2 separate regions of the Homo sapiens genome follow, and region 1 is linked to region 2. The links are chromatin loops, found by intact Hi-C in ENCODE. Cell type or tissue: chondrocyte. All regions are shown on one strand. Links, peaks and the distances in the headings refer to the core of each region. The heading gives the core; the rest is flanking DNA.

What was found. Peaks named below come from ENCODE experiments on the same cell type or tissue, not always from the same donor. Only the 100,000 strongest peaks of a DNase experiment are listed, where the experiment ranks them.
Region 1: it touches region 2 in a loop (2.4-fold over the local background); 4 of 110 quality-filtered maps call a loop at or near these places.

Annotation. Positions count from the first base shown.
Region 1 is chr6:168,959,869-168,975,497 of GRCh38, forward strand. It overlaps LOC105378146 (a long non-coding RNA gene), which reads right to left and starts at 4,514. Exons shown (of 4, transcript NR_136250.1): 1 at 4,390-4,514. LOC105378145 (a long non-coding RNA gene) reads left to right here and starts at 4,508. Exons shown (of 4, transcript XR_943300.3): 1 at 4,508-4,599; 2 at 5,329-5,484. RefSeq lists an enhancer at 2,697-3,896. In chondrocyte, for the core only: no CTCF peak of the experiment used is centred there; no DNase peak of the experiment used is centred there.
Region 2 is chr6:169,081,181-169,096,809 of GRCh38, forward strand. It overlaps LOC124901469 (a long non-coding RNA gene), which reads left to right. Exons shown (of 2, transcript XR_007059888.1): 2 at 12,127-15,629. Among named protein-coding and RNA genes, the nearest start is that of LINC01615, 74 kb to the right of the region's middle. In chondrocyte, for the core only: no CTCF peak of the experiment used is centred there; no DNase peak of the experiment used is centred there.

The DNA of each region.
Region 1 (15,629 bases), core at 3,327-11,326, 120 kb before region 2:
GTAATTTTAGAACATTTTTACTCTGAAAGGAACCCCATACCCGTCAGCAGCCATTCTCTTGCCTGCCACCTCCCTCCACCAGTCCCTGGCCACCACCAATCTACTCGATGTCTCCATGGGTTTGCCTGTTCTAAAACTTTCATATAAACAGAATTATAGAATATGTGGTCTTTTAAAAATTCCTTCAAACTCTGTATTTTCCCTAAGCATATATCTAACTGAATTTATGAAACTTTTGCAATAATTTTAAAGGAAAGTTTTGAGTTACTTATTTTCAGAAATGGTAATATTCAATTTTTTTTAATTCTACACAGAAATAAATATCTTTGAAAAGCTCAGCTGTTGGAAGTGAAGATGCTTTGTCCAAATGGAGAAATAAAATTAGGATGAAGAGACGCTAATTTAACTACATTTTGTGATGGGAAAAATGCAAGACATTTATTAGGGAATCCATTCCCGATCCTGCATAAAAGGGCACAAACTTTGGCCACAGAGTATTTTGAAGGGGATACATGATAATATTAATTAAGCATATATATGGGGCCAGATTTATATTTTTAATAGACAAGTTAAAATACCCAAATTCATGCAAGGCATAAGAATGACAGCTTTGTGAGGAGCAAGCAAGGCCTCCAGGAAAGGGACAGGGAGAGAAAGTGGGAAGCGGATGGAGGTTGGGCTGAGGCCCTGGTCTCTGCTCTTCCCTCCTCCCCACCAGCCCGTTTCTCTTTTCCATCTTTTTCTACCCTCTATGACAAATGAGAGTGTATCAAATTCACCTCCAAATGGGCTAATGTATTTTCCATGTCTCCTTTCACTCGGTTTAAATATAGAAACAGAGGAGTGTGGAAAGGCACTAGCCCCAGCAGAGCGGGTTGGCTTTGTCCCCGGGTTCACTCTTGTGTCCTGGACAGGTCACTTCAGGTCTCTGCTCCTCGGATTCCTCATTTGTGAAACACAGGCAAAAACTCAAGGATCTCCACCTTGCTGTGGTGGTGAATTAGTGGGGTAAATGCTTAGCCCAGGGCTGGCTTGCTGTACCCTCCACAATGACTACTTGAAGTGGATCCCAGAGGCTCTTTTCTTTGCAATAAAGACAGTTTAAGAAAACGAGATTTTTAAATAACTTGTCTGCAACTTCTGCAAGAGATGATAAGAGCATATGGTTTCTTTCTAAGCTACTTTCAGATGAACCGTAAATCTTAATGCGTTCTCCTGCACTGGAGGGAGAAGCTGCTAATGCAAGCTCAGCCCTCCTGTGCAGCTCGTAATGAGGCAGGCCCCTCAGTCCCCTCTGCTCCCCAAGACCAGCCCCACAGCTGGGCAGTTGTTGCAATGTGACACACTTGGACACGTAGCTGAGACGTTATTTTGAAAATGAAGAACCAATATTTTTCTTACTTATAAAAGCAGTCCTGCTTCTCAAAGGAGACACCAATCCTGGAAGACCTGGGACAAGGTAGAGAAGAGGTCTTCTCCCCTCATGCCTTCATGGAGAGGCTCATGCTGCTAGACATAGCAACCTCTGTCAGGAAATGTCGCGTCTTCAGCCCTTCACGTAGGCAGGTTTGATTCAGCGTCCTCGTGGCATTTCCTGTTCCTGCCCACTTGTGCTCGCGCACGCGCGATGGGGTCGGCCTTTCTGACATCAGCTGTCTAACCGGTAGGGAGCAGGGTTATTGACATCGGATGTATTTAATGTGTTTAATTTTCATCCATATATCTTCTTGGCTGATCTGTCTTTTTAACTATTTTGCCCATTTTAAATTGTCTCTTCTTTCCTATTATTGACTTTTGAGTCTTTTTAGATGTGAAGTACAAGCCATTTTTTTCAGATATATGGTTTGCAAATGTTTTCTCCAGATCTGTGGCTTATATTTTTTATTCTCTTAACAGTAGTGTCTTCTGACTAGCATATGTGCTTCACTTTGAGTATGTCCAATTTATCAGTTTCTTTTCTTTTATGGATTGTACTTTTGCTGTCAAATTTAAAATATCTTTGCCTAACTAAGGTCGCACAGATTTTTTTCCTATGATTTTTACCATAATTTCTTTTATATTCTACATTATGTTTATAATCTATTTTGGTTCCATTTTTACATAACATGAGATACAGATAAAAGTTAATTTTTTGCGTGAGATATCCAATCGTTCTAACACCATTTGTTGATAGGCTATTGTTTTTCCTCCATGGAATTTTCTCTGCACCTTTGTTGAAATGAACACACCACAGATGTGTGAGTCTATCTCTGGGTGTGGATGCGGCTCTGGTGATCTACCTCTACGTCCTTATGGTAACTCCTTATTCTCAGGCCACCACAGTTGCTGCCGTGCAGAAGAGCCAAGGCCACCAGCGGCCCTGGCATTCACTCCCCTACCAGGCCTATTCCCCAGGTCTGGGTGGAATTCAGAGCCCAGGCTGCCTCTGGCCCCTTCCACCAACCCTGTGCAGATGAGCTGGGGACCAGCCCCAGCACCGGGTGGCCGGTGGCCACAGAGATGGACTCAGCACAAAACTGCTTGGTCCTGCGCTGTGTGGAAGCCAACACCTGCAGCTGGAGGCTGGGCTCACTGTGGACTGAGATGTCTTAGGTTGCTTTAGGCTTTGGAATTAACCCATTTATACCGAAGGTTGCAAATTTTTTTGTGTGAAAAATCAGACCTTGGCAATGGTTTTGAGCAGTAGGATATAAATAACTCCCACAAGCTTAGCGTTCCAATAATGGAACACTAGGCATAAATGGGTTAAGGGCATCTTTATTTCATAGTAGGCTTGTTAGGATTTTTCTCAGTTCATAAATTAAGGGTAGAGAAAGCACTCCTCCCCCAAGGGGAGGGTGAATTCCCACTCTTCCTCCGGGATCTTCCCTGGGAGAGGGCCCTTTTTTAGCTAGCGTGGTGGTGAGCCGGGTTAGAGGTTGTCTCTGAAGAAGTTAAGCGGTTGGTATTTCCTCCCATGTGCAGTTCTTCTGAAGCTTGGTCCTCGGGCAGGGAGGAGGCAGGTCCTCGGGCAGGGGGCAGGGAATCGAAGACCTGCGTGGTCACAGGGGAAGAGAAGAGAAAGGTCCCGGCAAGACAGTGTACATCTAGGGTCGGCTTCCAAAGGACCGGCAAGTGACAACACGGAAAATGTGAAGACAAGCCCAGGGTCATCTTCCGACTCTCCATGTGTTCGTGATGAACCGGAAGTGACGTCACCCTCTGGCATTGTCTTTCGACTCTCAGTGTTCGTGATGATCCAAAAGTGACTTCACCCTCTGGCAACTCATCATTCCAACCCAGAGGGCCAGGCCATGAGGGGCCACGACTAAGCAGCTACATGTGTAAAGCACTCCAGATAGTGCCTGGGACGATCAAATTACTCTAAAGTATATGTGTTGCCCATATAAACTTGTCATACTGTGGGAAATGGTACTGTGGGTTCCGACTTAGAGCCTAATTTTAAGCCTTCTGCTTCAGAATGCAAAGGAAATTCATAATAAATTCCTAACCAGTTTATAGCTGATGTCTGCTTTCAGGGAGCCTGTTTTCAATGGAGAGTCTCCCTTTGTTTCTGACCCACAGTGAGTCGAGCTCTCTCTGATTTTACACAGCAAATTGGTTCCTATGCTGTTCTTCACTTCTTAGAATCCCATCAAAAAGAACACAGAGTAACTGCCTATAGAATCAGGTTCATTGGAGACTGGGAAAACTGGTGAAAGTCAACCAAACATAGAGGCATGGAAGAGTTATAGAAGAAGTTATACAGGAAGATATTCAGTTGGTCTCCACTTCTGAGATGGCTCATTTTTTAATACCTGAGTCTAAACCACATCATGTTTCTATTTTAGTTCCTTTTAGAATTAACATACCTTTATTCACGTCTGATACACTTCAGAACTTTGGCGCAAACCATCTGTTTGGGTCTTAGACTCTTTTCCTTGGACTTCCACCGGGGCTTGCCCGACGCCAGTGGACATAGAGCATGAAAAGGCTTCCTTTATTTGTCACATCCTAGTTTCCTTCTGTTTGAATTGTTGTCAGTTGATACATTAAGGGTAGAGGAAGCACTCTTCCTCCAAGGGGAGGAGAATTCCCGCTCTCCCTCTGGGTTCTTCCCTGGAGAGGGCCCTTTTTAGCGAGGAGTGGTGATGAGCAGGGTTAGAGGTCTCTCAGAGGAGGTTAAATTGGCCCTGTACTTTCTCCTCAGTAATTCCTGAGTTGCACCTCTGCATAAACACACGCAGTCTGACATGGAAGCCTGACTCGGCTGGAATCTGATCTCACCTCTCCTCCCTGTGCACTTGCAGGGACCTCAGCCTCTGCGGGCAGCCCTTTGGGCACCAGAGCCTTTCCTGACCCGGCTCCTGGCCACTCTCCCTAGAGGCTTTACCTAGGGGAGCTCCCTACCGTTTCCCCAGCGAGGAGGAAGCCAGGCCCCTCTTGGGAGAGGTCGGTGATCCAATCCAGGTGACGGGGTCGGTGGAGAAGTTCTCTCAAAGAATGTATCAGACGTAAAGGTCAGGAAGTGTCTAGCATTCCGGAACACTGGGAATTGTGATGACAGCATGACTGTGTGTCCCGGGAGAAGATCTGCTCCGTGGTCTAATGGAATCTATGGTAGATGAAAGTGTCTCATAAAAGGGTTTTTTACTGAATTTGGAAAATTCATGTTTCAGCCAAATGAATCAGAAAAGACTTTCTTTTCTTTTTTTAGCCAGAAGTGTCCATATGTTTTCAGATGCACTAGCAAAGCAAAAGCACAGAAACATCAATTTTCTAAAAGAAGGGCAAAACCACATTTTCTCCCTGGAAAAACTCAAGAGTTGAGAAAGGGAAATTGGACATGTCATTTGGGATTATACTGAGGCAAAGTTGCCATCTGAACAGAAACTATCATTGGCAAATGCAACGTTGCCACCCTCACATCTTCCAGAAACGGCTCCTGACAAGGCTCTGACCCTCACTCACGGATGGTTTCTTGATTCCTTGGTTGGTTTATAATGGCACAGGAGAATGCTCAATAAACGTGATCTCTCACAAATAAAGTGAGCATTCCAACAGGCGGTTCAAGCCTCAAGCATTTTTAGACAGAGCTGGGTGACTTTGTACTTTTAGGATATAGCTGAGTGAATCACTTTGAAGGTGGAGAACAAAGAGAGGGCCCATCATTGCGGAACACAGAGCTCTGGGGGTGAGGATGCTTGGGAGAGAGGCACTGCCCGCTCCAGTTGCATCGTGGACAGCACGCGTAACACAGCCTAGCCAGGCACTGGAGCAAGGTGATGAGCCTTCTCCTCGCTTCACAATCATAATCCTTCTGTTTTCCATTCATAAATGTGTTTCTAGATTTATCCACTCATCTGTATTCAAGCCAAATCTTCATGGTGAAATCCTAAGCAATCTGGCAGTTGGTGGAAAATCGGTATTTTTCAAGTCACTTGAATTGTTCAATGGTCACAAGAAACTACTAGTTGCTTATTTTAGTGAATTATGCTGCATTCAGTAAGTACCCAACATATGTATAACTGGCAAGTTTTACAAACCTTTGTTACTGAATCAGATCAAGGATAATGATAAGCTCAGCTGGCACCTTTCCCACTGCCAGGGAAAGGACTATGTTTATATGTTAAATATTTACCAAGTGGAAAGCACATAATCATTCATTTAATCCAGGCAAATTGAATGACTACTATGTGATGGTTACAACAATGAAACCACAATAGCCCTTCTCTCCAGTAGTCACATCTGCTGTTTCCTGAGAATGACAATATGATTCTTTTACAAGTGTTCTGTAATCAAAACACTTTACACGGGGACTTTAGAAATTCTCATATTGCAGACTTTACTTATTGCAGATGAAGAAACAGACCCAAAGAGGTGAACTCACTCATGAAAATTTCTGGAAGTTAGTAAAAAATAGTTATTGTTATTATTAGAGTGCTTTATTATTGTAACTACAAGATAGTTGTTGAGAACCTAGACAAAGCAAGCTCTGAGACACACCTCTTATGGGTGTAAATTGATACCATTACATAGCAAAGTCACTTGCATTATCTAACCAAATTAGTTTATTTAACTAAATTGGCATTACTGAAAGCTAGAAATCCCACTCCAAAGTATATAAATTCAACTCACAGCTTTCAACCTTTTTTTAATGATAAAAAACAGAAAACATTTAATATCATAAGACAAAACACAGTTATATAAAAGTTTCACAAAACATTAATTTTGCTTACTTTGTGCAATGCAATCTGATTTTTATTGTTTTCTTTTTCCTCCCCTCTCCTCTTTTCTCTGCTGTCTTCCCTTCCCTTCTCTTCCACTGAATTTTATTTATTGAATTAAATAATATTTTCACCACCTATTAAATGTATTTAATGATCCACTAATGGATCAAACTCTTAATTTGAAAAATGCTGCCTGAGAAGAATTATTGTTCTTGTTGCCAGAAACACAAAAATGTGCAAAGCAATGTCAGCAAGAGCAGAAATGTGGAACTATCACAAATGACATGGTTAAAAGGGGCAGTCATAAAATGGAACATTAAATGTGAAGGAAAGTTAGTGAACTATAGGTGTACTTATCTCAGATGTTTCTCAAAAACCAAATGAGTAAAAAACAAGTTCCAGAAGAATGTGTATAGTATATCTACATTTATTTGTTAGTCAAAAACCAACTGAATAATGAATTACCCAGAAATCATATATACAGCAAAGTTATTTAAAAAGCAGGAATGATTTATGCAACATTTAGAATAACTTTTACCCAGGTGGAGGAGAAAGTGGAGGAAAGATAGTGTATTCACAGTTTATGATGTGCATAGGTGTGGATTTTTTTGCATCTATCCCCTTGGGGCTTCAGTGTCTTGTACCTGTCCGTTGCTTTTCATCAGATTTGTGACATTTCCACTTTTCTTTCTTCAGATGGTTTTCTCTTCCCTACTCTCTCCTGACGACCTGATTACATGCCTGTTGGGCCTCTTGACACTGGCACACAGCTCAGTTTTTATTCATCTTTATTTTCTAAGCTTTAATTTACATAGTTTCTACAGATAGACTTTCAAATTTAATCATCTTTCTTCAGCATTCTCCATTCTGTGGTCCGGCCTATCCAATGTATTTTTTGGAGTTCAGATGTTATAACTTTGTGATCTAGAATTTCCATTTGGTTCCTTTTTCTAACTTGCTTTTCTCTGTTCTCATTCTTCATCTGTTCACTTGTTCTTTCCTTTTCCCCCTAAAAATACTTGAATATCTTTATAATAATTATCTTCAAAGTTCTGTTTGCTAGCTCGAATTCTGGAACCAGAAGAACATTCTGTTAGTGTCCTTTTTTTTTCCTCTTGTTCATGAGCCCCATGTCACTTTGCACACCTCTGAATTTTTAATGGTGTATAAAACATTGTATATAGAAGGGAATTGGAATACTCTAATGTTTTGTTTTGTGTTTATCTGATTTCCAGAGAATGTGAGCTCTTTTCTGTGTCTGTGGAGTAAAATGAGGAAGTTATCATCAGGTTTTACCAAAAGTCATGTTGAACCAGTGCTATGCTGTTACTTTTATAAGAATGAGCTCGCTTGCACTGAGGACAGCCTCAAGCCTTCCACTTCCCCACTGTGGCCCCAGTGGAAGGACCGGTCTATTATATTTTCATCATAGAGTGTTTGATCCAGAAAGAGGCCAGGTTCAGCTGTATCAGGCCCTCAATTCCACACACCATGAGAATAAGCAAGACTGTGCAAATTCTGTTTTTCAGTTTCTATTTCACTGACTTTTTCTTTTTTCCTTTTTCCATAAAGTTGATTTTGTGCCATGGATAATATTCAGCATAAACAAATTATTGTTTCATTTGGTAATCTTCCAGATTCTAATCCATCCCACCATGTCCACCATTGCTAATAGCCTGGCTGAACTTACCTTGACCTTGGAGAGTCTAATATTCTTTAAAAGGCCTCTTCTGCTGCTTCCATGATTGAGAGACCCGTGTTTTGTCCCCTGGAACTTCCAAGGCTCTCTAATAATCTACAAAGTGTTTCTCTTGTCTAAATCAGTTCAACAATGCCTTTCTCTTTTCACCATTCATGAATATTCTCATAGATAAGGATAGTTATTGTATATTCATTCTTCTTTTAATGTTTTTTATTATTTCCACAATCAAACATTACAAGTATGTATTGTTTTCAAATATCAATGCACAACGTAAGAGCATATACTAACATTAAAAATTGTATATAATAAAACTGACTATGAATATAGGCGATGGTTCTATTCATCTTGTTTTATGTTTACTACTCAGAATACTGAGCAAAATTTAATACGTTTTGAATTGTCTGTACAATGTTAGTAGCTTTAGACTCTGTGAGGTTGGCAGGTAATAACAGAGAGTGTTGCTTTCTATTAAAATAGACTCTAAATAACTATCGATGAGCATGAGTGTGTCAGTATTTACCAAAGCAGCTGTGGCTGTAACTCCGTTTGTTAGGTCACCATGGTGATAAAGCTGAGGTTGCGGTTTCATCACGTGGGACCAATTAGTTTCACCCTGTTCTCCAGTCACACGTGACATTCCCCTTTCTACTCACTTGGCTGACTTCACTGAGGAGACACTGGGTGACAGAATGCAGATAGATCAGCACACATGTGTTGGTGACTCAGGCATCGGCACACGCGTGTTGGTGACTCATGCATCGGCACATGCGTGTCTGTGAATCATGCCTGGTCATGTATGTATCTTCATACAAATGATTAAAAGTTTATGTAAATACTGATATTATGTAGATATTATTACTACATAAATTAAGTTGAAGTTTGATGGTTGGCGAGGAAACTACTCAGTGACACAAAATATAGTCCTTTAGTCCAGAGCAATATGTTTTTGTATTGTCAAATCATTTTTGTATTAAAAATGCCTGGGGCTTCATTCATAGTAGGCTTTCCTCACATATTGTGGAATTGAGGTTGTTTCTCTAAATATGGACGCTTACGATGGGGTAATTATCTCTATTTGAAAAGTTATTTTTAAATACTTACTGACCTTTTTACTTGATTAGAACTAAAATGACGAAAGTTACTATAACTTACAAGCTAGCATAACTAATGTGCTACCAAATGCTTAAAGAATGACAACATACAGGTATTCCCACTGAATGTTGCCTTAAAGAATGATGGCAGAAGTTTAGAATACCTATTATGCTTAGAATGGAATGGACATAGGGGTGGATTTTCTACCTCATCTTTGGCATTTTTGAAGAAGCTAAGTGCTGCACAAGACTGATAGAAGCTCACAGACTGCTGTGTAGTTTTTAAAACATCTTAATGGTATCTCTTTCTCTCTTCACACACATGGACACACTTCTATACACACAACTTTAAATTAAATAGAAATAATCCTTTTTGGTTAGTTTATTGTAATTATCATTAAAATTAAAAACAAATATTCTATGCAGACATACTCAGAAATATTCCCAAACTTCAACCCTGAAAAAATGACTATATGCTTTACATATAAAATATTTGCAAAAGTTCATTGAGAACTGATTATCCTTAGACTAGACCATAGTTTTAATGGCTCTGCAAGTGGCTCAAGTGGCAAAGAGAGAAATCAAACCCACCTCCCAAAGTTTCTTCCAAAAATGAGAATAAAAGATGAGACTGTTATCTTCTATTGAGTATCTTCCACTGAGTCCTGTTTTGTTTTTGTTTCTTCCTTGGGCCCCTTTGGCTTTCTTTCTGTTTTTAAATGTTTTGTTTTTTGATGTCATTTAATTTTTTTGTTTTATTTTTGTAAAATGTATGATCTATGAACACATCCAGTTTTCATGTCAAGGTTACCATTTCTGAAGTAATACTGCACACTTTTTAATTCGCTGGTTTGATAAGGCCTTTCTTACACGAATCTTTGAAATAAGAATTATGTGATCAGTTAGCTTTATCTGTAATCGTCACTAGGTAGTTTAGTAAATTCTATCATCCTGGGAGATAAAATAGTATATTTTCCCATGTCTTAAAAAAAAAGGGAAGTGACTTGTGAATATATCTAAGAAAATAACTGATATTTTAAAAATCATTCTATCACTGATGCATTTTGTTATGACTATGAGGCTTCCTAAGTATCATTTGGAACCTGTATTAGATTAAGAGATAGTTAAAATGCACTGCGTAAGAGAAAAATAGAAATTTTAAAGATAGAGGGAAAGGATATTGGAGGAAGCTAAAAGGCAAAGAATCCCTGTACCTGATTATCATATATATTCCAAGTTGAAAAGGGAAATATGAAAAGTTTACTTCTAGGAGCAAAGAGGTCTGCTGTTCACTGTTTAAATATGCGGCTTTAATGACCTGCTCAGGTGGGCTATAATACACCTCCACCCATGAGTCTGTAATGAGCATGCGTTATAGAAAAATAGAGTGTGATAGGAAGTTATCATGGGCTGTAATATACCTTCACTGATGAGTCTGTAATGAGCATGCGTTATAGGAAAATAGAGTGTGACAGGAAGTTATCAAGGTTTTGAAAGAGGTGATATATTACAGACAGTGGAGACAGAGTGATGAAAGCACCGAGCATCGGATGTTAAGGTCAACAGCAGATTGGATCAGTGGAGCCCAGCACGGCAATAAGTGGTGCAGCTGGCATTCAAGGGTTTGGGAGGAACCAGGTCATGAAGAGCCTTTAGTGCCATTAACTGGGTCAGCCCTTGTGATTTCGACAGATCATGGAGATGTATCTATATAAACACAAATTGAGAGAGACTAGATTGGGTTAGGGAGACATACCCAACACACACACACACACACACACACACACACACACACACACACGCATGCACAATCTTTGCCAGTTTGGGCTGCTATAACAAAAACATGAATTTATTTTCCACAATTCTAGAGGCCAGAAATCCAAGATTAGGGCACCAGTATGGTCAGGTTCTGTCGAGGGCCTTCTTTCTGGCTTGCAAAGGGGTGCCTTTTTCTGTAACCTTACACAGTAGAGAGAAAGAGAGAGAGCTCTGATCTCTTCATTGCCTTCCAAATGCACTGATCCCATCATGGGGGCTTGGCTCCAGTCTTATGCCCTCATCTAAACCTAATTACCTCCTAAAGGCTGCATTTCCAAATGCCAGTACATTGGGGATTAGAGCTTCAACATCTGTATTCTAGGGCGACACAGTCCTTCAGTTTATAGCATTTCTCCCTGTCCCTCCAAATTTTACATCTTCTCACATGCAAAATATATTCATTTCATCTCAACTGCTTTAAAAATCTGAACTTGTTGTATCAGAAACTCTAAATTCCAAAGTCCAAAGCTTCAACTACATAACCTCTAAGTCAGATTTAGGTGAGACATGAGGTAGAATTTATCCTAGGCGAAATTTCTTTCCAACTATGAACATGTGAAACCAAATAAGCTACGTGCTTACAAAACACAATGGTGGAACAGACATAGCATGGATACTGCCCTTCCAAAAGGGACAAACAGGAGACAAAAATGGAGTGATGGGTACCAAGCAGGACCTGGTGAAGTAGAGGCCCAACTTTTGGTCCACTGGGGCAGCACACTTGTCTGCACAGCTCTGCTGGGCAGGGGCCATGCCCCCAGGACTCCGATGTGTGGTGGCCCTGACCCTAGGCTGCAGGTGACCTAATCTCCACAGCATTGGGTGTAGGCTATTTTGTTTCTTAAGACCCAGGTAATATCCCCCCTCTTTTAAAACTGAAGAGGCAGCCCTGGTCATCTCTGAATTACTATTTGGGTCATTCTTTCCTTTGCTTGACGTACAGTGCACATTGGCAGCTAAACCGCTCTATAGCCCTATTCTGTGATTGCAAGTTCAGCAGTCTTCCTGCATTCTGTTCCATTTCTGTCCCCTTCAGCTAAAAACTGGCAATTGTCCTGGTAGTGTGGTTGACTAGGTCCAGGGCTCATATCCACACTAATCTCGTGTCAAATACTCAGCTTGCCCCACCTCGAGTGCTCTCTTCCTGACATGCTTTTTTATTTTTGTAATATGTACAGGTTTAGAATTTCCAAATCTTCAAAATCTGGTTCCTTTTGGTTAACAATTCAATCTTTATTTCTGTCTTCTTGCATTTTACTGTAATCAGTCAGGAGGAACTAAGCCACTCCTTCAATCCTTTTCTTAGAAATCCACTCAGCTAAATATCCAATTCCAACACTCAGAAGTTCTACCTTCCACAAAACATTAGAACATGAACACAACCCAGCAAATTTCTTTGCCACTTTGTAACAAAGATCCCCTTTATAACGTGTTCTTCATTTTCTTCCTGAGAACTCATCAGAAGATTGTTTATTAACAATATTTCTATCAACATCCTACACATGATTACATTTTATCTCTAAGAAGAGGGACGTTTTATCTGCAGCCTTCTTTTCTTCCTTAGCTCTCACCAGAATTGCCTTTAGCAATCCCTTCAGAGCCGCATCAGCTTTTTCTAGCATGGGCCTTAAAACTTTTCCAGCCTCCACCCATTACCCAGTTCCAAAGCTGCTTCCACATTTTTAGATATTTGTTACAGCAGAACTCTCATCTGATACCAATTTCTGTTTTAATCAATTTGGGCTGCAGTAACAAAAAATGCCATAGACTGTTGGCTTATACAATAGAAATTTATTTCTCACACTTCTGAAGGCTGGAGGTCTGAGATCAGGGCACCAACATGATACGGTTCTGGTGAGTGCCCTCTTTCAGGTTTGCAGACAGCTGCCTTTTGCTCTAGCCTCACATAGCAGACAGAGAGAGAGAGAGAGAGGAGCTCTGATCTCTTTATCCCCTCGTAAAGGTACTAATCCCATGAGGGAGGCTCCACTTTCATGATCCCATCTAACCCTAATCACCTCCCAAAGGCCCTACCTCCAAATATTATCACACTGGGGTACTGAGGATTTGGACCTCAACCAACATATGGATTTTGAAGGGGACATAGACACAAACATTTCCTCCCTTTCTCTCTCTTTCTCCATATGCACGCACACACACATACATATATACAACACATATAAGTACACACACACACATATACAAACACAAACATTTCCTCCCTTTCTCTCTCCATACACACACACAAACACATACGCATATATACACAAACACATACACATATATACACACACATATGTATATACAAACACAAACATTTCCTCCCTTTTTTCTCCATACACACACACACAAACACACACACACATATATGTACAAATACAAACATTTCCTCCCTTTTTCTCTCTCCATACACACACACACACACACTTATATGTATATGTATATGTATATGGTTCCATTTTGCTTAACAATTTTATCTTCAATTCACTCCCATAAATAAATTTTGTTTTCTTTTTGCTTAACCAGAAAATGAGTATTATAATTTTTTCCACTCCTAAAGGAACGTCAAAGCCTATCTAGTGTTGTAATATGTTAGAATATTCAAGAGCCTTTTCAGGACACAGTCTAGTGAAACATTTTACAGGAATTTAGATCATTGCACTGAGCATTTAGGAAAATGACCAGATTTTTCTTGAGGTGTCACTAAGTCTCTGGAACAAATGGCATTCCTTAAACATTCCTAATTGGCATTCAATTTATAAGAACAGGACCTAAATTTGAACAAGGCTGCCATGGACATTGGCCCTACCCTGCTCATCTCTCAGCCTCTTCTGAATATTTTCCCTGCCCATGATTAATTAAAGATAATTGATAAAGTACAACTTTTTCATGGGCAACTTTCATTATCTGTTTTGTTCATAAGACAAGAACTGGCCATGTAATACATACTCTGTAATATTGGCTGCCATAATCAAATGGTGAAAGTTGGAGAATGGAGGTATAAAGACTAGTGATGGAAGGGATATAGAGATACCACTCATCCCCTTTAGGAATATCCAAGCCTGATCAGATGAAACTATCTATTTTTTTCTAATTTTAAGAAAATGGAAATTAGTACTATGCCTACTGAATTGAATCAAGAAATGTGTTCAATGCAGAATATATGGCATAATTTATTTTGCATGTTTTGGATGAAAGTAAGATAAATGGCATTATTTTCTTAAATGATAAATACAAATCATTGGTGAACCTCAAAATGATAGTATGATGTTCCTAACTTTGTCCTTTATAAAAATTCCTCTTTTCTGACTCAAGTCACACATGTTTGATAGAGGTGGAGACTCTTGTTTCTTTAATATTTTTTTTAATCCCAATCCTAGGCCTTTCACTGCAAGAGGTCTATAGAAATTTCATGTTTAATGTAGGCACATCTGAGGATTCCAAACCTAACACATTTTCTCACTCTGCAATCTCTACACAACTTGATTTCCTGCATTCCCATGATCTCAGTTATAACCTGTAATTGAATCTCCCAAATCTATATCCCCCAAAGCATACACACACACACACACACACACACACACATATATATATATATATTCTCTACATGTTTAAACAACCCATATGAAGATTCATGGTTTGTTATATTTGTTTTTAATAGCCAAATCGACTTTTAAACAACTAGATTGTTGAAGGGTTGTTGGAGAGCAAATGTCATAAATCTCACTGAAATTTCCTCTAAATATTCAATTAGCTGATTTAGAGATAATAATCTTCTATACAATGAGCTAATAAGAGTTTACAACTCAAGGACATTTTAGTATTAAATAAGAAAATGCATGAAAAGCACTTAGCAAAGCAAACAGCATGAAAGAAATACATACAATGTTTTATTCTTCCATTAGATAGAAATACCTCATTAGATTTGGTGCAGTCATTTGACTATTTAAATTCTATTTCATCCTTTTTAGGAAATGCATCCTCAAATATTTCATCACTTTTACTCCCAATTTAGCATAAACTTAACTATTTCAATAACGAGACTTTTGTGAAAATAGAATGAAGCATACAAAACAGCTAGCAAGGAATTGTTCATAACTGGACAATGGGCTAATAATACATTTTTATCATGACAGGTCATAAAACAGAGCTCCAACATACTGCATAAAAGAAGTCAAAGATTTAAAATGTAACTTTTTCCTTAAAAAGAAAAAGAAAAATATAACATGTCAGCCCCAACATGTAAAGAATCTGGACACTGTCACTCATATTTTTACAGAAAAAAAAAACTTTCTAAAAACCAGCTCCTGGATTCATTAATTTTTTGAAGGGTTTTTTGTGTCTCTATTTCCTTCAGTTCTGCTCTGATTTTAGTTATTTCTTGCCTTCTGCTAGCTTTTGAATGTGTTTGCTCTTGCTTTTCTAGTTCTTTTAATTGTGATGTTAGGGTGTCAATTTTGGATCTTTCCTGCTTTCTCTTGTGGGCATTTAGTGCTGTAAATTTCCCTCTACACACTGCTTTGAATGCATCCCAGAGATTCTGGTATGTTGTGTCTTTGTTCTCGTTGGTTTCAAAGAACATCTTTATTTCTGCTTCATTTCGTTATGTACCGAGTAGTCATTCAGGAGCAGGTTGTTCAGTTTCCATGTAGTTGAGCAGTTTTGAGTGAGATACTTAATCCTGAGTTCTAGTTCGATTGCACTGTGGTCTGAGAGATAGTTTGTTATAATTTCTGTTCTTTTACATTTGCTGAGGAGAGCTTTACTTCCAAGTATGTGGTCAATTTTGGAATAGGTGTGGTGTGGTGC
Region 2 (15,629 bases), core at 2,802-10,801:
GATCTTGAACTGCAAGCTCTAGACCTGTGAGACAATACATTTTAATTTTAAGCCACAAAGTTTGTGGTACTTTGTTTTGGTAGCCTTAGCAAACTGAAACAACATAATCATCAAAAAAAGAATGATTGACACATTCTAACACACGCAGACACTAACACACACGCAATATAACAACATAATTATCAAAAGAATGATTGACACATTCCAACCCACACAGAAACTCTCCACACACATGCAATAAAACAACATAATCATCAAAAGAATGATTGACACATTCCAACACACACAGAAACTCACACACATGCAATATAACAACATAATCATCAAAAAAAGAATGATTGACACATTCTAACACACACAGACACTAACACACATGCAATATAACATAATTATCAAAAGAATGATTGACACATTCCAACCCACACAGAAACTCACACGCACATGTAATAAAACAACATAATCATCAAAAGAACGATTGACACATTCCAACACACATAGAAACTGACACACGCGTTCAATAAAACAATATAATTATTAAAAGAATGACTGACACATTCCAACACACACAGAAACTGACACACACGTGCAATAACGTCTTGCTACAGTTAAAAATCACAAATTCGAAGAATATTTAATGCCATCATAAAATTCTCACCTTGTAGTGATGAGTAAAATCAGGAGGAAGTTGATCAAACATTCATGTTTTTGTAGTGGCATTAATGCCTTTTAAAGTTAATTTAAAAACTAAGTCATGTATCTGGAAAATGTGGGTAATGCAAGTCAACAAACTCTTTAAATACTGAAGGAAAAAAATACCTTAAATTATATTGGGAAATTGGTATAATTTGAGTGTCATTTTTCATAATCCTTACATATATTAAAAATTCCCACCTAGCCAAGATCCACCAACCAAACCAACCAACCAAAAATAAGACACAAAATCCCTGAAGCCAGACTTTATTTTCTTCACTCAGTTTAAAGGTTTCTCCATCTCATCCCTTCTGGGAGCCCAGAGACAGAGCACAACTTGGCGCCCACTCATCCATTCGTTTAGTCACTCATTCGTTTATTTTAAAAGTCAAAGTATTTCTCATGAAATAATCTGAATTTTGAGTCTCTCTTGGAAAACAAGAAGCAGCAGCCCTGAACCGGGCTCCCTACAGGGCACTGACCGCTGTGTCATCAAGATCCCAACAGCCTTGCTGGGCAGCTGCAGCTCTTACTGCAAACCTGGCAGTGGAAGGTACTTGAGTTTCTTCCTCCTGACCAGTGGGTCCAATCCTGCCCCTGAGTGTTTGTGAAGATTCTTTAATCTATGTGAACACGAAGCAAATCTGTGCAGTGAATACATAAAAGTACAATCATCATCACGTGGAATCCGGAAGCTTGTGTAACATCGGGAGAACACAGCCCTCACATTTATGAAAGCCTGGAACCATGGAACCAATGATTATCTGCTAACTTTATCAATGCAGAAGCAAAACAAAATCTGTAACCCTGTCCCCCACTCCACACCTACATTTCAAGACAGGGGAGACTGTGCCTGGTGACAGCAGGTGCCCTTGCCTCTGCCTTCACAGCCTCTGCTCCTGTCTCCCTCACGCTCAGTTTCTGGGGGCCTCTGCTCAGCACCTCTGAGGACACAGGGCTCAGACCTTGGCTGTTCTGTGCTGGAGTCCACAATGCACCCCAGGTCAATGCTGCTCATCACCACCCAGCTGCCTGATGCGGTCCTGGTGTCCACCCAAGCTGAAGGAAGCTGGTAACTCCTATCCTACCTGTGCCTGGAAGGCCAAGACCCAGGAACACTTGGAGAAACATCAGCCATGACCATGGCCCAGCATCTCTGAGGGAGGCAGCAGCTAAGGACAGTATGTGCCAGTCCCTCAATCTGATGCCAACAGAGTCTGTGAGCCGGACACAGGGGCCAGAGCCTCTCTGCAGCCCCACACAGTGGTGGAACAGAGAGACAGGAAGACCCAAGAGGTACAGTAGGCAGTGTTCCGTGGGAACCCTCATAGCCTGAGGCACACGATTCTTGATAAGGCCCTGGCCCTCCTCCCTAGGAAGCCCTTTCCTGCCAGGGTGGGCTCTTGCTGTCCCTGGGCTGCCCGGCAGGGCCTTCTTCCCCATCCTCCATGGTCACCTCTGAAGTGTGACCTGGGATGAGCCTCCCCTGGGCCCACACAGCCCACGGTGAGCTCCTTCCCTAGAAAAGTCTGGCAGTGCAAGGACACGTTCAGATAAAATAAGTCAGAGATTAAAATCCAGGCACATGTTTTTATCTTGCTGTGTTGTTTTGGGGTGTGTATTTCTCTTAAAAACTTCGTAAATCTCTCATTTATTTGATTCTAGACAGATCCATGTACCAACTGCCACATCCACACTCCTTTTGCAGACACACCTCTTAGATTTGGTATATTTCTGTGTGTTCTTCTCCAGCAACTCTTTCTCTGTGTTAGGCCTCAGGCTTCAGTGGGAGAGCCACACCCCCGTCTCCCTTTTCAAAGACCATTTTTGTGCAACATACAGGCCTCACTGGAACTGAAACCTGGGCTGTGCCTTAGCTCTGAAGCTTCATAATTCATTCAGAAGTTTTCACACCAGGAGTGGCGACTGGGTCTGGATTTGTTCTTTGCATCAGGGTTGGTTTTAATTAGGCTCTCTCTCTCCAAGGCCCTCTTGTTTGTTGTCTTTTTCCTGCTTTTTTTCTTTATTTAACTGTTATAATTTGAGCATGAGAAGCAGTTGACTCTTCCAACCCTGCAAGTCCCAGGGTCTGCACACTCCTGAGATCTCTGGATTTCCCCGCGCAAACTGATCACTTGTCTCATTTTACCTTTTTGTTTGTTTTGTTGGACCGTGTCAAATACAGCTAATAGGTAACCAAAGCATGCTACAGACAGCCTGTCTCCTGCAGCCTCTCCTAGAGTGACTATTACAAGGTACATCATCTTCCTTTCATTTCGTCACTGGTGCTGGTGTTGCCAAATGCCTCACCACCATGTAACGGGGCTGCTACCTCCGCATTTCCAATACCAGCTTTTGTGGGAAAGAGTTTCTGGGATGCCAGATGAGTTGGTCGCCCCTGTGTGAGACACCCATGGGGAGCCATGGGCGGCCTCTGAGGAGAAAAGTCTCCTTGTTGCCTTCATGTCTTTATGCCCGAGGGCGGAACAGCTCAGCAGCATGCCACAGGTTGCTCGGGGACATAACCCTCCCTTGAAGCTGTGGAGTATAATCAAACATCTTGGCTTCTCCTGAAACCCGCTCCCCGCCATTTCAGTCCCGATAGGTTAAAGATCTTAAGTAGTTTAGACACACGCCTTTGCTCAAGGAAATTCACAGAAACCGCCACTGCTGTACATCTTATTGAAGGACTCACGAGTTCTTCTTCACCGATTAATCCTTTTCCTCATCCCTTCCTACCCCTCCCATCTGCCCTAAGAACAAAGAGCTTGTAAACCAATAAATTGGGTGGAGGCCGAGAGCTCGGGGCCGTCAGCAAGCCTCCAGCTCCGGTCCCCTGGACCCGCCTTTTAGACTCTTATTCTGTCTCTTTCTAACTCCTTTGTCTCCGCTGGACTCGGGGTACCCGCCGGGTGATGTGGGGCTGGTTTCCCCAACAGCTTTCTCACTGCTCACTGCCTGTATCCTAATCTAGTGCCTGATACTTTCAGGCAGCAGCCCACATCTAGGAACCGATTTTTGTATTGGCAGCATGGACTAAGGTTACTATGTGTTAAGTAACAATTCCCACAAAACATACTACGTTCAAACTATGAAAGGTTATTTTTCACTCAGTCTACACAGTGTATTTCAGGTCAGCAGGGGGCTGTGCTCATCAGGGAAGCAAAAATACCTGGTCAACAGGGAAGCCATCGTTTTGAATTTTGCTACCCACCATGTTGGCAGAAAGAGAGTTCTTGACAATTTCACTCCTGCGATTAAATGCTCCGACTAGAAATGATACACATCGCTGGCCAGACCTAGGCACATGGCTCCACCCAACCACAGGTGGTCAGCTGATGCAATGTTCCTGGGAGACAGACATTTAAAGATATTTAGAGAAGAGCCTTGATATATACTCTCCTTCCCAAACACCAACACCCCTGACTCCAAAATGACAGCACTGTTAGCTTTTTCACTGAATTCATACCCTGAACTGGGTTTCACAAATGATGACTTTTATAACCAGTAGAAATAGTTAAATAAAAAATTCACTTAAGCTCCCAGCAAACAAAACGTGCAAATGTATTTTACACTCAGCAATATACTAATGAATCTCCCTGTCTGCACTTGACTTAGGATAGCACAGGGCACACGATTCAGGAAACGTTTTTCAGCTAACAATCAATATTGGAATCCAGCACCATTTCATACGCACAGGAAGACATTACTCTACAAACAGGAAATGAACACAAAGACTTGAGCTCCGGAGTGCCAGACTCCATCTTGCCAATTATGTATTTCCCCAAATTCTCAAGTCCTTTAGTACAAGAAGTCCACTTAATTTCTTTCTCTAAATATGCTTTACAGTGGCCTGCAGTAATGTGTGAGCCATATGCCTCTCCTAAGCACCTTCTCTTGTGAGACTGCCTCTCCTCAAAGCTGTGCCGGGAGCCAGGGACCGTAGTGAGAGCCACACAACATTTGCTCATGAGCAGGTTTTTTGACCATTTTCATAGATATCTCTGAATGTTTCAATTTGAATGATGTCCCTAATCATTTTTAAACGTTGTTAACATTTGCAAATCTACAGCTATAGCTACGGAATGACTATGTTCTAGTATTTGTCAGTTCTATAAGAAAGGCTGAAAATTATGAGCTCTATAACGATAACTACATCAGACAATTTACAAATGTGTTTAAATACACACTTCGTACTGAAATCATGGTGTGTATGAAAACGACTACTTTATTAGAAGGTACTATCAACATAATTTCGGAGTTTTCCAGATAGCTCAGGGTACACTAGTGTCAGAGCTGTTTGAACCAGAGCAACTCCATCTTGAATACGCCTGAGTGAAACAAGGCTGAGACCTGCTGGGCTGCATTCCCAGACGGTTAAGGCGTTCTGAGTCACAGGATAAGATACGAAGTTGGTACAAGACACAGGTCATAAAGACCTTGCTGGTAAAACAGGTTGCAGTAAAGAAGCTGGCTAAAACCCACCAAAACCAAGATGGTGACGTGAGTGACTCTGGTCGTCCTCACGGCTACACTCCCACCAGCACCATGACAGTTTACAAGTACCATGGCAACACCAGGAAGTTACCCTATATGTCTGAAAAGAGGAGGCATGAATAATTCACCCCTTGTTTAGCATATAATCAAGAAATAACCATAAAAATGGGTAACCAGCCGCCCTCAGGGCTGCTCTGTGTATGGAGTAGCTACTCTTTTATTCCTTTCCTTTCCTCATAAACTTGCTTTCACTTTGCTGTATGGACTCACCTCAAATTCTTTCTTGCACGAGATCCAAGAACCCTCTCTTGGAGTATGGATTGGGACCCCTTTCCAGTAACACTAGTACCTGCTTACCATAATGAAACACTACCAGTTGAGATGAGAAATGCATTTTTTTTTTTCGAGACAAAGTCTTACTCTGTCACCTGGGCCAGAGTGCAGTGGTGCCATCTCAGGTCACTGCAACGTCCGCCTCCTGGATTCAAGCAATTCTCCTGACTCAGCCTCCGAGTAGCTGGGACTATAGGTGCATGCTGCCATGCCTGGCTAATTTTTTTTTTTTTTTTTTTTTTGTATTTTAGTAGATACAGGGTTTCACTGTGTTGCCCAGGCTGGTCTCGAACTCCTGAACTCAGGCAATCCTCCTGCCTCGGCCTCCCAAAGTGCTAGGATTATAGGTGTGAGCCACCGTGCCCGGCCGCATATCTTAAAACCTAAAGAATTAGAAACAGAGAACCCATTTTAAAATGAGTCACTAAAGTCTGCTTATGTGTCAACAATATGTAAGTTACTTTTTTTTTTTTTTGAGACAGAGTCTTGCTCTGTCACTCAGGCTGGAGTGCAGTGGCGCGATCTCGGCTCACTGCAACCTCCGCCTCCCAGGTTCAAGCAATGCTCCTGCCCCAGCCTCCCAAGTAGCTGGAATTATAGGTGCCTGCCATCATGCCCGGCTAGCTTTTTGTATTTTTAGTAGAGGTGGGGTTTCACTGTGTCGGCCAGGCTGGTCTCGAACTCCTGACCTCAAGTGATCCATCTGCCTCGGCCTCCCAAAGTGCTGAGATTACAGGCGTGAGCCACCACACCTGGCCTGTAAGTTACTTTTAAACACACTGAAACAAAGTGTGTAGCTCCAAGAAACTACAAAGAGGGAAAACAGTTTCCATTCAGTGCCTTGCAGGATTTGTAAGAGGCTTTCCATGTTGGCTTGTGAGCAGCAGGAGTGAAAGAAGCTGGGATGGAGGAATGCACACTGGGCAGGGAGAGATGGAAAGGAAAAATACCAGCTGTCTCTGATTGCTGACAGCAAAGAAAAGACAGGGAACAACTGCAAAACCAATGCTTGTTGGTAGGTTTTCAAATCACTCCCAAACTCCCCTCTTTCACTCCTCTACCCGCTCCCACCCCCCGCAATACCTCAGAAAAAGTAACCTTTCCTTAAGTACAAAAACAAACAAAGGAAAGAAAGCTTATGGGAGTTGGGAAAACATAAAGAATGTAAATGAGCCTCCACATCTTTCCCAATGAATGTGGAGCAGGAATTCCCACTGGAATGTTGGCATTCCATATTTTTCCAACCCAGTATTTTTGGTGGAATTGCTGTTCAGACATAAACATTTACTCTCCTTCTCCGATTCCACAAGTCAGGGGCTCATTTCTATATAAAAGAGTGACAACAGAGAGGACATTCATTTAAATCTACTGTAAATTCCAGGCCCTCAAATAATTTGTTAAAAATCCGTTTAAAAAGATAAATAGTAATTTTGCTCCTGAAAGTGTTATGGGAAATTTTTATATTTTGTCTTTAATGAATCAACAGAAAGAAATGAGTTTTTTTTTTTTCAAGAATAGCTGTTCTTTGACATTTAATTTTCTCAGCATTGCAGCCTTCTGAAAATTGTGTATAGCAAATAAGATACGAAATGTGCATACCCTCAGCATTAAAATTATTTCCTAGAGTAATTTTAAGTCTTGCAACAAAAATAAATTCTTGACATTGCTCATTTAAGGAGTGGAACTGTTAGGAGTTATAACACTATACACAAATCTAATCTGCCTATCATAAAACTAATTATCATTTAAATAAAACAATAAATTTGAAGATGAGTCAATGGCAGGAGACCAGGCATGTCCTCAGACTTAGCCTTGACCAAGGTAAAACAAATCTCTTTTGCCCTGAATCCAAGTGATGAGATGTAGGCTGTGCAGTGTCAAGACACAAACATGCAAAACGGGTCTAGAATAGGATAACCCTTAGAATTAGGTTATGTCAGATAATGAGCAAATGATGATAATTTGGCAGAGTATCAGGCAAAGATACATACACAGGAATAATTTATAACAGTTTTAAGAATGTTTATACCACTACACTTTTTTCCAAATAATCCACTATCAATTGCAAAGATATTTAAGATAAGCAAGAATCAGGTCCCTGAATAATTCTTAAAAAATAATCTAGTCCAGTTGACCAAGCACACACTTCATCCTTTTGGTCAGTTGCTGTTGAGATTTTGCGGTATCCATGGTGGGGTAGGAGCTCCTGGCCTCCTCCCCTGTGACCTGTGACCTGTGAGGGTGATAGGCCAGCAGTCAACCTCACTGAGCTGAACGTTGCTTTTCTTAAGCTTCCAAATGCCAGGACAGGCCAGCCCCTCTGAAACAACCCAGAATGAAACACCCTCTCTCCCATGTTCCATGCTTTTCATATCTGGGTGTCCATCACACTGACCCCTTCAATCCTTCCTCTTGGAAGCTTCACATCCCTATTTCCACCAAATCTGCTTAGAGGACTAATTCAAGAGTCTTCATCATATATGGATGAGCTTTCTTAAAACGTGCTTCAGTTTGTCAATACATTTTATAAGTCATCGATTACTTAATACAATAATGAAGACATGAAAAATAGTGGAGCACAGCAACTTACCTTTAGGTCTCTAGTGTCTAACTCAGTGCTCAGCTCACAGAATGTGGTCAGATAAGGCACAGAATGAAGCCAGTTTGTCTCCTCAGAGTAGCATTTAATTTAGGGGTGGCCACAGAACTCCTTTGAATTACACTGAGCTGGCAAACAACTCAAGGCCTTATTCTTTTCCCATTTTGCCTATTATATGGGAAAGCTCTCCTTGACCCCGTGTGTATATTTGCTTTTACAGGGTAGAAGTGCAGTTATTTGTAGTTTATTTTCCGTATATTTCCACATTTTTCATTTTCAACAAGAAGCATTTAAGATATGTATAATGAAATATTAAACACTATATTTTCATTATCATTAATTGATATGGTTTGGTTCTGTGTCCCTACCCAACTCCCACCTTGAATTGTAATAATCCTAACTTGTCAAGGGCAGGACCAGGTGGAGATAACTGAAGCATGGGGGCAGTTTCCCCCATGCTGGTCTCTTGATAATGAGTGAGTCTCATGAGATCTGATGGTTTTATAAGCATCTGGCATTTCTCCTGCTTATGCTCATTCTCTCTCCTGCTGCCCTGTGGAGAGGTGACTTCTGCCATGATTGTAAGTTTCCTGAGGCCTCCTCAGCCATGCAGAACTATGAGTCAATTAAACCTCTTTTCTTCATAAATTACCCAGTATAGGGTATTTCTTCATAGCAGGGTGAGAATGGACTAATGCAGTAAATTGGTAGTGCAGAGAGTGGGGTGCTGCTATAAAGATATCCAAAAATGTGGAAGCAACTTTGGAACTGGGTAACAGGCAGAGGTTGGAACAGTGTGGAGGGCTCAGAAGAAGACAGAAAGATGTGGGGAAATTTGAAATTTCATAGAGACTTGTTAAATGGCTTTGACCAAAATGCTGATAGTGATATGGACAATGAAATGCAGGCTGAGGTGGTCTCAGATGGAGATGAGGAACTTGTTGGGAACTGGAATAAAGGTGACTGCTACTATGCTTTAGCAAAGAGATTGGTGGCATTTTGACTTTGCCCTAGAGATCTGTGGAACTTTGAACTTGAGAGAGATAATTTAGGGTATCTGGTGGAAGAAGTTTCTAAGCAGCAAAGTGTTCAAGAGGTCATTTGGGTGCTCTTAAAAGCATTCAGTTTTATGCATTCACAAAGATATGGTTTGGATTGGGATTTATGTTTAAAAGGGAAGCAGAGCATAAACGTTCAGAAAATGTGTAGCCTAACAATGTTATAGAAAAATAAAACCCATTTTCTGAGGAGAAATCCAAGCCAGCTGCAGAAATTTACATAAGTAATGAGAAGCCAAATGTTAATCACCAAGACAATGGGGAAAATGTCTCCAGGGCATGTCAGAGACTTTCACAGCAGCTCTTCCCATCACAGGCCCAGAGGCCTAGGAGGAAAAAATGGTGTCATATGCCAGGCCCAGGGCCTTGCTGCTTTGTGCAGTCTCAGGACTTGGTGCACTGCATTCCAGCCATGGCTCAAAGGGGCTGAGGTACACCTCAAGCCATTGCTTCAGAGGGTACAAGCTCCAAGCCTTGGCAGCCTCCACGTGGTGTTGAGTCTGTGGGTACACACAAGTCAAGAATTAAGGTTTGGGGACCTCCACCTAGATTTCAGAGGAAGTATGGAAATGCCTGGATGTCCAGGCATAAGTTTGGTGCAGGGTTGGAGCCCTAATGAAAAACCTCTGCCAGGGCAAAGTGGAAAGGAAGTGTGGGGTTGGAGCCCCACACAGAGTCCCCACTGGGGCACTGCTTAGTAGAGCTGTGAGAAGAGGGCCACCATCCTCCAGACCCACGAATGGTAGATCCACAAACAGCTTGTACCATGTGCCTGGAAAACCACAGGCACTCAATGCCAACCCGTTAAGGAGTGGCCCAAGGCCATGGGAGCCCACCTCTTGCATCAGCATGCCCCAGATGTAAGACATGGAGTCAAAGGAGATCATTTTGTAGCTTTAAGATTTAATGACTCCCCCACTGGATTTCAGACTTGCATGGGGCCTGTAGCCCCTTGGTTTGGGCCAATTCCTTCCATTTGGAATGAGTGTATTTACCCAATGCCTGTACCCCCATTCTATCTAGAAAATAACTACCTTGCTTTTGATTTTACTGGCTCAAAAGTGGAAGGAACTTGCCTTGTCTCAGATGAGACTTTGGACTGTGGACTTTTGAGTTAATGTTGAAATGAGTTAAGACTTTGGAGGACTGTTGGGAAGGCATGACTGGTTTTGAAATGTGAAAAGACATGTGATTTGGGAGGAGCCATCGGTGGAAGAATATGGTTTGGCTGTGTCCCCACCCAAAACTCACCTTGAATTATAATACTTGTTAATAATAATATTGTCAATAATATACTTGTCAATGATAACTCACTTGTCAAGGGTGGGACCAGATGGAGGTAATTGAATCATAGGGGCAGTTTCCCCCATGCTGATCTCTTGATAATGAGTGAGTCTCACCAGATATGATGGTTTTATAAGCATCTGGCATTTCCCCTGCCTGCACTCATTCTCTCTCCTAAAGCCCTGTGAAAAGGTCCCTTCTGCCATGATTGTAAGTTTCTTGAGACCTCTCCAGCCATGCAGAACTGAGTCAATTAAACCTCTTTTCACTATAAATTACCCAGTCTCAGGTATTTCTTCATAGCAGCATGAAACTGGACTAATCCATTCATACAAGAGATGTAGCATAAATTTGTCTTCTCTGTTCACTCTCCTCCCACATCACCCACAACTCCATGCCACCCTATACCCCCCAGAGCTGGAAACAGGACATCCCTGTGGCATGAATTCAAAATTGAAGAAGGTTTTGGTTTAGAGAAATAAATGGAAATAAACAAATCAATGAGGTTATAATCATGGTATACAGGAGAGATATTTATGAGTCGTAAGACTGACACAGGTTTTAAAATAAACTCGGGAACTCAGTGAGGATGCAGGGAAGGTGAGAGGGGAAAGATTAGCAGGAGGAGGAGGAGCTGGAAAGATGAGCAGTCAGAGGGAAAGGCCTTCATGTGCTACCCTGAGCATTCCATGCTGTATGTTAAGAGATACAGGGAGCACTGGAAGTTTTCAAGCTGTGGGGTCAAGATCAGATGTGAGCTGCTGACAGACATCCTTGGTAGGGAGGGGAGGTCGGATCTTCTGGTTCACTCTGGTAGGAACTGGACTTTGTTTTAGTAGGCACTTGTGGCTATGCTATCAATGCAAATATTGGCTTGTTTGTGTGTAGAGTTTGGAAGTCTTCCAACTGTGTGTCTCATATGGTTTCATCCCGGTTCCACACACCACAGTTCACTAGTTTTAGAGATGGGACTCCTCCCACACTCAGCTCAGGGTACTCATCTCATCTTAGGCTGGATTGGCGCTGATTGATTTCACTCCCAGTATCCACTTCCCTTTTCACACAGCTCACAAGGCCTGAGGCTCCCACTCTCAGTTATTAATTGATATTTCTAAGCTTCAGTTTCACCTTCATAAAACAGAGGAGATCCTAATGATGCCTACGTGAGATGTGATGGTAAATAAATAAAACAGACTAGAAAACTTGCCTTAAATAAGGACACACTCTTCCTTGGGGCCTGTCTCCTCTACTGCTATTTTTCTGAAAGAACTCAGGGTAAAATTTGCTTCTACAATTTACGGAAGCACACGCAGGAATTCCTAGAGAATATAAGCATAATTCATTATAGAAAAAGCTTGGACTCATCAAATTAACAATAGATTTGAAGCCTCAGGATGATATTTCTGATAAAATTCCAAGAGAGTTGAAAGTTTAAATATTTCCAACATATTAAAAAAAAATCCTGCTCCCTTTTATATTTTCCAAAGTCTTTTTCTTTCAACTCTTCCAAAATACTAGCTGAAGGGCAAAATCAAACAAAGAAAATGTGTTTCTATTCAAGAAATGTTAAAATAAATATGTAATGATTTCTTGGTCAAAGTTTTCCTTTCCCAAGATAAAAATAATTTGAAGTCACATATGATAACTATTACCATGCCCTTCCAGATTGTGAAGCACAAGATTCCTGCAACAGTTTACAAGCTGACAAGTGAGGTCGTGGAGTGCTCAGAGTCCAGAAGACCGGGAAGGCAACCAGGAGTTGCTGTGGAAGACCTGAGCTTCACTGTGGATGGGGAAGCTTGCACTCGCCTCAGAACTGCCCACCTGCCATATTTCTCAGTGTAAAGTGTCAATGGCACTGCCCACCTGCCGTATTTCTCAGTGTGAAACGTCAGTGGCTCACCTCCACCGAGCTTTCCTTTCAGCCGAGCTTCTTCCCGCTTCACCTCTGAGCCCCCGTGATGGGGCTTCCGCTGTGACTGCAGATTCCAGTGATGACTGTGGTTCCATGTTCTAATAGGCCTGGGTTTTACTGTGCTGTTTATGCACTCGTTCTCCATCTGCCCTTCACAACAACACATAGACTCCATATTTCTCCCCAGGTGAATACCCTTTGCTGTTGAAGATACCTGGACATCATAATTTGTGTTCACGCATGAAGTCTGTGTTGTTACATGCCTACTGTGCTGCAGGAATTTTGTGTATAACATGGACAAGGTCGATGAAGTCATTGCTTTCTAACAGAGGAGACCATGCAAGAAACACAAAAGTGCGTTGTGGAGAAGCACAGAACACACCCCCTAAGCACCCGCCCAGTTGAGGGGGTGGGAAGTGCTCCCCAGGGAGGGGCTGCTGGCTCCAGTCCCGCAGGGTAAAGTACCGGGAAGGGCGAAAGAGGCAGCGTTTATTCAGGTCTGGAGGTGGAAGAGGATTCTTGTCGGAAGGACACAGTGTAAACCAGTGTATATTTGATTGAGGTCTCTAGGTAGTTCCTGAGATCATACAGATAAAACATGAGTGGTTCTAAGAATGATCTATAAAAGTTATCTATATGCATAAAGTGAATGATAAAATCTTGCCCTCTTATGAGCAGCATAATGAGTTTACCCCCCAAAAAAACTATGAAGTACACGTTTCACAGTTCTTAATTCCCCACACTGCCCAAGGTCTCTCTCCCCTCTCCCCGGTCAGCAGGCTGTCCGTCCTGCTCTGCAGGCGTGAGGGTGCGTGCCCCTGCAGGCCTCTTCCCGGCCTCCATCTGGGCTATGGTGGCTCCTCCAGTCCCTGCCTGCCTTGCAATGCCCAGGCTCCTCATCTTTCCCACGCCTCCATCCCTCTGGGTCTGCCTTGGAAGCACTTACTGGCTCTACCTGGCAGTAGCAGCCACTCCACTAGAGTTGCTGGTGACCTTTTCTGGGCCTATTCCAGTACTGTTTTTTACTTTCTTCATGGAACTTTTCACCATCTGAGATTATTCACAATAATTCCCAGAGAACACAGCACATGTCTGTCTTGCTCAGCCCTGGATCCCCACCCACTCCGGCTCTTGAGACTTGGTAAGAGAATCCGCACCTGAAGAGACTGGGAATGAATGGAAATTTTCCTCCCAAGAGAAGGGCTTTGCATCCTCCAGGGCCAACTGGATAGCCGTGGAAATTGGCTGTGCAGTGGGCTTCTTCTCGCAGCTCTGCAGTCTTCTGGGGCTGTCAGCCACGATCACCTGCGTATGCCTGATGATTGCCACTCACAGGGAGAGTTAAAGCAAACCACGTTAGGTGGCCAAATATGTGCTGTAAAATGGTGCAAATGATAGCTTTTTGGCCTTGGAATATGTACAGTGGAAACATAAAACAAAACTAAAACCTCTGCTCAACACATTTTTAAAATTTTGTTTGGAAAAAAAAATGCTTTTTCCTGTAATCTTTCTTAACCATCAGTAGAGCTGTCATCCTCAGACAACACGCTTCACAAACAGCAGCCAAGATGTGGGTTGTGAACGACCATCAAGGTGCAGGAGAGGAAGAAGAAAATCATCATTCAGAAGACTTGGTGGTTGTCTGGATGCAGCGTTCCCAGCTCCCATCCACCAGAAGTTGCTCCTGGTCAAGTTGAGTCAGCGGAAGACAAAACAGCCTCCTTCTGAGGAGCGGCGTGGTTAAGGACAGACAGCAGGCTCTGCAGGCGTGGGAGGTGGCCAGATACAGATGCAGTGCCGAGCCAGACAGAGAGCTCAGCGAGGAAGCCAGGAGAAATCAAAAGACCAAGGAGAGAAGGGCACAGGCCTTGCCGTCACTGACGGCATCTTCACGTGGACAAGAGTGGAGCTCTGCTGAGGGTGGCCCTTCACTCTGCCAGGCATGAAGACCCTCAGCGCCCCCTTTAACATCCGTGTCCACTTCCACACACATAGTCACCACTCTGCATTAGTTTGTTCTTGCATTGCTGTAAAGACATGCCTGAGACTGGGTAATTTATAAAGAAAAATGTTTAATCAGTTCACGGTTCTGCAGGCTGTACAGGAAGCATGGCGGCTTCTGCTTCTGGGGAGGCCTCAGGAAATGTCCAGTCATGGTGGAAGGCGAAGCCAGAGTGAGCATCTTGCATGGCAGGAGCAGGAGCAGAAGCAAGCGAGCAAGCAAGCAAGAGAGAGAGAGAGGAGGAACTGCACACTCTTAACCACCAGATCTCAAGAGAACTCACTGTTGTGGGACGAGCACCAAGAGGATGGCACAAAACCATTCATGAGACACCACCCCCACGATCCAACCAGCTTCCACCAGGCCCCACCTCCTGCACTGGGGATTACAGCTCAACAGGAGATTTGGGTGGGGACACAGAGCCGAACTATATAACACCCGGATAACACTCACCCTGTCATGTTTGTAACAGATGTATTGAGGTACAATTTTATAGATTTTAAGCATACAATTGGATGTTTTAACAATCGCCGGCATCAAGGTAATGAACGGACTGCCTCCCCTCAACACTCATTTCTGCCCCTTGGCCCTCCACCATCCCTCCTCCCTCCTCACCCCCCAGGGGAGCATGAATTTGTTTCTGTCCCTGTGGAGTAGTTCACATTTTGTGTAAACAGAATCTCACAGAAGGTACTCTTTTTAGTCTGGCTTCCTTTACTCTGAATAACTATGTTACGGTTCATCTGTGTTGTACCATGTATCAAGAGGCCATTTCTTTTAACTACTGATCAACGTTCCGCCACAGGGTCATATAGCACGTGTCCATCCATCTGATGATGGAGATGAGGGTTGCTTCTGGTTTTTGACAGTCAGATGCAAATGCTCCAAAGAGTTGTGTGCAAGTCTCTGCACAGCTGCCTGCCGGCACTCCTCCTGGGTGAGGATCCAGGGTGGGCTGGATGGACGCAGGACAGGTTGCATGATTTAGTATTTAAGAAACTTCCAAACTTGTTTCCAAAGTGAAGCTATTTTACGTTTCCACTGCAGAGTATGTAATCCAGTTCTTCCACGCCCTTTCCCAGCTGTGGAGGGGCCAGGCTGTTGGTTTTAGCCATTCCACAGGGGAGTGGTGGAGCCCCACAGTGGTGTTCAGTTGCATTGTCTTGGTAACTGATGATACTGGATGTCACGCAGGTGCTTATTTGACATTGATATACCTTATTTAGTGAAGTGTCTACTAAAATATTTTGC